Regions from separate parts of the Mus musculus genome. Here regions 2 and 3 are each linked to region 1. A link is a loop called in an ENCODE intact Hi-C map of the cell type or tissue named here. Cell type or tissue: left cerebral cortex. All regions are shown on one strand.

The links. Peaks named below come from ENCODE experiments on the same cell type or tissue, not always from the same donor. Only the 100,000 strongest peaks of a DNase experiment are listed, where the experiment ranks them.
Region 2: it touches region 1 in a loop (6-fold over the local background); 27 of 42 quality-filtered maps call a loop at or near these places.
Region 3: it touches region 1 in a loop (2.7-fold over the local background); 11 of 42 quality-filtered maps call a loop at or near these places.

Annotation. Positions count from the first base shown.
Region 1 is chr19:32,754,659-32,757,158 of GRCm38, reverse strand. It overlaps the pseudogene Gm36566. Among named protein-coding and RNA genes, the nearest start is that of Pten, 1.7 kb to the left of the region's middle. In left cerebral cortex, a CTCF peak has its summit at 1,320; DNase peaks (open chromatin) are centred at 936, 1,324, 1,757, 2,292 and 2 more places; H3K4me3 peaks cover 1,908 bases; H3K27ac peaks cover 2,128 bases.
Region 2 is chr19:33,226,114-33,228,613 of GRCm38, reverse strand. It overlaps the pseudogene Rnls. Among named protein-coding and RNA genes, the nearest start is that of Mir3970, 70 kb to the right of the region's middle. In left cerebral cortex, CTCF peaks have their summits at 1,231, 1,433 (motif pointing right) and 2,385 (motif pointing right); DNase peaks (open chromatin) are centred at 1,422 and 2,352.
Region 3 is chr19:33,099,855-33,102,354 of GRCm38, reverse strand. It overlaps Gm29863 (a long non-coding RNA gene), which reads right to left. Exons shown (of 5, transcript XR_386659.2): 4 at 1,486-1,622; 5 at 194-603. Among named protein-coding and RNA genes, the nearest start is that of Gm29863, 15 kb to the right of the region's middle. In left cerebral cortex, no CTCF peak of the experiment used is centred here; DNase peaks (open chromatin) are centred at 230, 517, 859 and 1,522; H3K27ac peaks cover 548 bases.

The DNA.
Region 1 (2,500 bases):
GCTTTCATTCCCTGCCCTGCGCTGTGGTCAGATTGCAGTGCTTCGCTAGGATTTGTCGGCGACAGTCTTTACCTAGATAACACACCTCTCCCCCTCACGGTGTCCTCAAGGTGTCAGTCTTTGCACAAAGAACAACCCCTATTGTGTCTCCCGCGTGGGTCACCTCATCGGGCTCCGGTTCCCTGCCCCGCCTCTTGCTTCCCAGGCAGCTGGGTTCATTTGCCCGAAAGATGAACGCTCCCAGCCAAGCATGATGATTGTGCATACGGGGCGTGTACATTCACATCTCCCCTGAGTTTCCAGGGCCCAAAGGACACCCCTGGTTGGACAAAGTGGGTCTCCGTGAATAGAGTGCACCTCACACACACCCCTCCACCGCCCGGTGATGAGACCCGCAGCTCCCCGCAGCGGTGGGTCTACCGGATCACAGCCAAGCTCAGTCTTCAAAGAGCTAAGCCCCCACCCCCAATCCCCACTTCGTGGCCGCTATGAAAACCCGGCAGAATTGGATCGCGATGGCCAGGTTCTGACCCTGTCGGACCTTGCATGTTCGAGGACCCGGTTACTGAGCCCGGGTGTGGAGTATGGGACGTTCGGAAGCTGCAGCCAGCGAGTGGGCGGGGCGAGCAGGCCTGGGAGGGCTCAAAGGCGAGGTGGAAGGATACATGAGCCGCGGTCGGAACTACTTTCAGGAGGAGGTCACGTGTGGTCCTAGTTGGGGAACTTTCCAAATTCCCATTCCCCTATCTGTGTGCTCCTGGGGCAGGAGCTTGGTCCCCTCTGCTCTATTAGGTGATCGCCCCCGCCTCCTTCTCCCGTGTGGTCTGCTGGACCCCTCTCTTGCCGGATCGGAGCAGAGAATAGCATCCACGAGCCGTCCGCAGGAGCGCTGTCGGGGCCGAGCGCCTGGGGAGCTGGTTACACAAGCAGCCACATCCAAGCACGTGCCCCCGCCACCCCTCTCTGCTGGCCGCCGCCGGTTTGTGCACGCTGACGCGGAGAGTCCCCAAGCTGTTCCTCCCTTTCGCTTGTAACCCATAGAGCTAGCCAGAAGGCCGGGACACGAGACTCCTGTTCTGGATCTGCCCACACCGCGCGTTCCCAACCGTGGGAGAAGAGGCCGGGCCCTAGGGGGAGGCGCGGGGCGGGGGTGGGGGGGATTGACGCATCTCCTTCGCTTAATGAGGTGAACCCTTTCTAGATCTGTACTCGCGGGGCAAAAGGGTATCTCCTGTTGCTGCTGGCTGGTTAGGCTTACCGATGTTGCAACAAACTTCCAGTCACTGCCCCTGAACTGGTGAGCGCGCCCCACCTACCGTAGACTCAGCCAAGTGACTTATCTGAGCACCTAGTCAATGGCTGTCAGCCCAGAACAAACCTGTCAAGTAAAAGCTTACTGCCGGGATTGGCTGACCTGTCGCGGTTGAGAGAGCTGGTTCAGAAATGCTGATAACTAGCGTACAGCCCCTCCTCCCCCACCAACCAGCCACAAAGCAAGCGATCACCTTGAGCTTGGAGGGAAAAAAAAAATGACATCAACTCCAATGTAGGTAGAGTTTTCTTCCTTATTGTTCTTTTCCCAGGGGACTTAATTCTCAGGATGCCAATCTGAGCCCTAAAGTATCTCTGAGTTGAGACCTAAGCTGAAACACTGGATCATTTTAGAAATCCGGAGGATAGTAGTCAGTTATGGATTTGCAATAATTGCGAGTAGGTGTCTAGGAAAGGCTAGCTGGGGGTTTAGAGTACAGGAGAAGGAAAATTTCATAGGTCCACACAGCATAGTTGCAGGCAGCCTCTGAAGTCTAGAAACCTCAAGAGGCTCGGCTCAGAGAGCTATGGGCCATTACCGAACTGCAGGACTGCTAATTAAACCGGGGATATTTACAGTTCTATTAGAGCTCTCTGAAGCTACTCAAACATTGCATTTAGATACATCCTTTAAAGATCTCTCCGCCAGAGATAGCAGCCCAAGCTAAGCCAGCGTTGATGTTTATTACAGGCTGTTTTGGGGCAAGGTTCTGGTCAGTAGAGGGAGGGCAGGGATGACCAATGAGAGCAATCTGAGAACAATAGCCGAGAGGCCTCTATTTGGTTTCTAACGATGTAAATAAATTCGGTTCACACAGCCTAATCTAAGATGGAGATCTAGTTTACACAGAATCCCCAATGTCAAAGTGTTAGCTGAGATGCACAGCAAAAACCTAAGTGGTGCTCAGCAGAGTGTCTACTACTGCTGTGGGGAAAAATAAGGATGAAGTTACATCAAGAGAAGTGGGTTGAAAAGGGGAAATGGCCCACATTCGTTCCTGTCCCCAGAGTCCCTGTTACTAGCATCACCCTCTTTTGCCTCTTCCCTGGAGGCATCTTGCGTGACATTACTCGGAGCGTCTAAGAAGCTCGGAAATCTTCCTCTAAAGAAAAAGAAAGACATTCATCCCTAAGCTTCCTGATGCCTGGCTGGAGGAAAAAAAAGGACCCGTTTCTGTTTCCAGAGCAT
Region 2 (2,500 bases), 470 kb before region 1:
TTTCTGTTGGTGACGATTACTTCATTCTAGCTGTCACTATCACAGGTAGCCACCATGGTCTCTGATACTTAACTTAGCATTCAGCTAGTGATTGGACCAGGAGCTCACTAATGACACAGTACTTTCCAAGGAGTTCTATGTGCATTTGGAGAACACCCTGAACACTCCATGTCAGAAGGAAAATTTGCTTTAGCCTTCCTTTTCTGCTTTCATAGGGCCATAAGATAAGGCAAAACAAAGTTTTGGATTCTCTCTGAGGACTCACACAACAGTAGGTGTGTGCTCACCTCCGTATTTAACAGGTGCCCATGCCATCTTGCCCCACGTTTTCCTGTAACCTTTGCAAAGCCCTGATGTGCATCAGTCAGCACTGCCCACCTCAGGTAGCTGTGATGTTAATCTCTGTGCATCCTTTCTACAGTTGATTGGAATTCATCTCCATGGGGAACAGTGACAGTCAGTGAGTTCTGAGTCAACGCATACAGGCAGTGCTGTGCGTGGTATGTTCTCAGGGAGCCATCAAGCAGGTCAGAAGATGACAGTTCTATGGGAATGGAGCTTAAGAGTCCTCGCTTTGTTCTACTATTCATGACTGTAGGAAGGCAGTTTTCAGGGTTATTATAAAGCTGGAGATGGAGTGCTGATAATAAAACAGTAGAAATCCACCACCACTCCCAGGTTTATTCATACTCACAAATACTCATCTGTGTTCTGTGATCAATACTCTCCTAACTGCTGCAAGCCTCCAGTTCCCTGTAAGGGTTCTGAGAAGTCCCTTCTGGCCATTTTGTTTGTTGTGGGTTGGGTTTGGGTTTGTTTTCAGTAGTTGATTGCTCCATGCAAGAAAAGTGTCTAGCATTTGTCTCTGCTGGTTTCCTTCATTGTTGTGTATTATAGCAAGCATTTTGACAACAATCTTTACTGTACTAAAATGAAATTCATTGATAATATTACCAAGGCAAACAGACATTCTCAGAAGGATTGCTGTAATTTGTCTAATTGTAAAGAAAGAAAGAGGTCAGCCCCGTTTGTGGGCTTGCTTTGAATTTCGACATTCCAAATGACATGGCTACAGTTGTGTCTTCCAGAGCCCTCCAGACCCATCTGTGGGCAGAGATCCTGACGCTAGCATTCTCAGAATGCTAGTGCTACTACAGAAACAATGTGCATTCTGCCCTCACTTTATGTCAGATTCGCATTCCTTAAAAAAAATAACTGGAAAGTAATTGGATTTGTGTTTGTCTGTTTTGCCTTGATGTAAAACTGAATTTGGTCCTGGTCACAAGGCATTGCAGACAGGTTTTTTGACTGTGTAAATAATTGTTGGAGCAGCAGCACAGTGCGGAACTTCCCTTTGGATAGCTCCCTCCTGAGACCAGCCCCTCACACCTGGCCCTTAGAATCTTTCCAAACTCCCGCTAGGGGGCAGTACTACTCTTTGAGAGATTTAGATCGGCCTGCTGTACAGGAGCCCTGGGTCCTTTTGTTTTTTGTTTGTTTTGTTTTCTCTTTTTCTTGTCTTTTAATTTGGGGTGCACCAAACCCAAAGATTCAATTGTAATGCAATCAGCTGGTTGAATGCATCTGTACTATATCCATAGCTTATTTCTACTGTCTGACTTTTAGGAAATTTTAAAACAATCACTAAATAATTTGAGGACATGTTGATAGATATTTAAATACTCATTTGTCTTCTTTTCAATTTTTTTTTTACTGCATTGAAATAAACAAATATGGAAACTAATCTACTCCGATAAATGTTACTTCCCTCTGTCTTAAGACCATGGTTGCTTAAAGAACAGCCCTGACATCTTCCAGGGGTTGGATCGCCCAAAAGTCTGATTTCTTTTTAAGCAGGATCTCGTTTGGTGTGTAATCCAGATTGCCTAAAAGAAAAAAAAAAAAAACAAGAAAGAAAAGAAAGAAAGGAAAGAAGAAAGAAGGAAAGGAAAGGAAAGGAAAGGAAAGGAAAGGAAAGGAAAGGAAGAATGACATGGCTCTACAAAGAAGTACTGAAGTCGTGACCTGGTGCACAGAACCAGTTTTGAAAGCCTTGCCATTCTGTCAGCTGCATCAGCTCTAGTGGGGATATAATGACACAAGTCCTGCTTATTCTTGGTGAGCCACAGCCAACTCTTGCTCCTCTGTTCTGATCATGTTTGTAAATATAGCTATGAGTGTTGTAGTTACCATCATCTTTAATCTGACCTTTGATATAATACCTAGTCAGTCAGCATTGCAAAGTAATATAAATCCCATGGCTCCTGTGTTTCATTCTAAATACATAAAAGGATAAACAGATAAGGGAAGATGGAAGGAGGGAAAGAGGGCGCGAGGGACAGAGCTAGGGAAGAAAGGAAAGAAGGAAGAAAAATTTTAATTCCACCAGAGGGCATCGTGACAATTTTCACTTGCAAAAGAAAATGTAATGGGGCAGCTAAAAAATTTCCAAAATTGGAATGTTGAAATAAATGGGCATAATTAAAGCAACAATACTTTG
Region 3 (2,500 bases), 350 kb before region 1:
CATATGTGAATACAGAAAGCACTCAGCTCCATTTCTGGTGGTGAACCTAGGAGACCTTGCTCCTAAATGACAGAGGAGCCATTTTAAGATATGATATCATAAAAGATAATAATATCTGAAAGGGGGAAATGCATGCACCCAGGGTAACACATAAGTAGGCGAGCACAGGATGAATTTGTGGTTAAACCATTTATTCCATTGCAGATGACAATTTAACTCTTTGGAGCCCAGAGTTCCCCCTATGCTCATGCGTCGTGAAGAGATGATTACGTAATCTGCACTGCAGGTTGAATTGGGAACATCTGGGGACAGTTGTAGGGAGCTAGCCATGATCCTGAAGCTCAGACTAAGATCACTGGCCTCCAGTTCTCTCTGCCAGCCCCATGGTAACAGGAAGGCATAACCCTTGCCCCCAGATCTATTGAACCGAGCAAACAGTGGGGCTGAGCACTCGCATTGTGAACGACTATTTGGAGAAAAGATGGGGTGGGGATTGAAATGTTCTGCTAATCAAAGGCACCAACTGTTGCTGCTTCTCCGGCTTTCTTCAGAAACATCACACGGGTGATGGTACGTTTTTTTCAAGCCTGCGCCAGCCCAGCTCTAAAATGGAAAAGTATTCGTTTCATATGAGCAAATGTTTTCTTCTTTTTTGCTTCTCTCTCTCTCTCTCTCTCTCTCTCTCTCTCTCTCTCTCTCTCTCTCTCCCTTCCTCTCTCCCTCCCTCTCTCTCTCCCTCTCTCTCTCCCTCTCTCTCTCCCCACTGTGGGAAAACGAACTTACTTTCAGTTACGCCTGACATCTGACCACTATACTGATCACGAGGACACTGTGGTAAACCACAGGCCCACTTGAAAATATCTCTCTTAGGCACAGTTCCTGTGCTTTAGAGGGCACCATCCCTGGCTTTTGGTTGTGGCCCTGACTCTCGGCTCTGGCGTCCTCCATAGGAGTTCCATTTTCTCTTTCTTCCTCTACTGACAATGAGTGGTCTCATCCCCACATCTTCCAAATGAGCCAATTCACAAAATAAGTAAAATGTAAAAATGGTGCCTTTTTTTTTCCTATCCAAAGCCTCAAACAGAGCTCTGACTGTACACTGCACCCTTCTAAAAATGAAACAAGGCATGAAAACTTAAAGATAGGCTCAGGAGAAGGCTTGGTGGGTAGGAACACTTATTTCCTGAATGTGAGGATCTGAGTTCAGATCTCCAGCACACACATAAAAAACTGAATGTACCCAAGTGGGCCTGTAATTCCAGCACTGAGGCAGGGAAGACAGAGACAAGAGAGAGAATTACAGTGGCTTTTTAGCCCACGGCCTAGGCAAAAAACAAAATCGGCACTGGTTCAGTGAGAGAGTCTACTTCAGGGGTATAAGGCAGTCAGCAATAGAGGGAGATGCATGTATGCACAGATGCAAGCAAGTGAGTGTGTGTGTGTGTGTGTGTGTGTGTGTGTGTGTTTGTACCCGCACACACTTACAAGGCGGTAGAGGGTGGGTGGTGGTATCTTGATTAATAATGAGATGACCAGCCAGGATTTATTCATACTCCTTCTGTCTGAATCATCTTGTTTCTTGTAGCTGTTTTACACTTCCAGGATCTTGCCATCTGCCCACTCTACAGAAATACAGGAAAGCATTTTAAAAACAATGGCTTGGGGGGGGGGGGAGATCTGGGGATCCGAAAACCTATCTTTCTTTCTTTCACCCCACTGCTTACTGCTGCTTTCCTGAGAATGCAGTGCTGTTCCTGCTGCACCGGACTTGCCTCTTAACAACCTTCCTTCTGCCCCTCACAGCTCACATCTGGAGCCTGAGGAGAAAGAACAGATGTGGCTGCCCCCTTGCCTAAGTGGGAGGGGGGAGGACACCCTGGGTAGTTTGTCCTGCTTGGATCTAATATGTGTCACTGGAATATAGGTCAGCATTTTGATGGATAGGTTGAAACAGGCCAGAGGCAAAGATACCCCCGGGTTCACCCCACTCCACTCTACTGTCTTCTCCCCCAAAGCAAGTTAAGCCCCCAATGGCCTCAAGAGACATGCACAGCAGATGGAGCTGGTCTTCATGTCTTTACATTCTGCACACTAATTCTGTAGAAATCTAGAGCTAAGCTAAGGCTTTATCAGTCTGGGCTTGGGCCAAGCTTCAGGCTGAAGTTCAGCTGGCCTGGCCGGACGCAGATGCCAGCTGTTCACACTAACCTTGATTCCCCACCCCACCCCCAACACCTGATTTAGATAGCAGAGTGGCCAAGTGACATGCATGTAGCCCTGATGCACAACTGGAGAGATGACGTGATTTTTAATTACTGTGCAGTTCAGGTGGGAGCAGGAAACACAGGAAAGATACACACACACACACACACACACACACACACACACACACACACACTGAAATGAAACAAGAGAGTGCTACTGGTCTTGCCTAAAGATTATTACTTTAAAGGATTTTTTGGCAAATTTTGGTTTGAACACAGGCTTGACAACTCCCTTT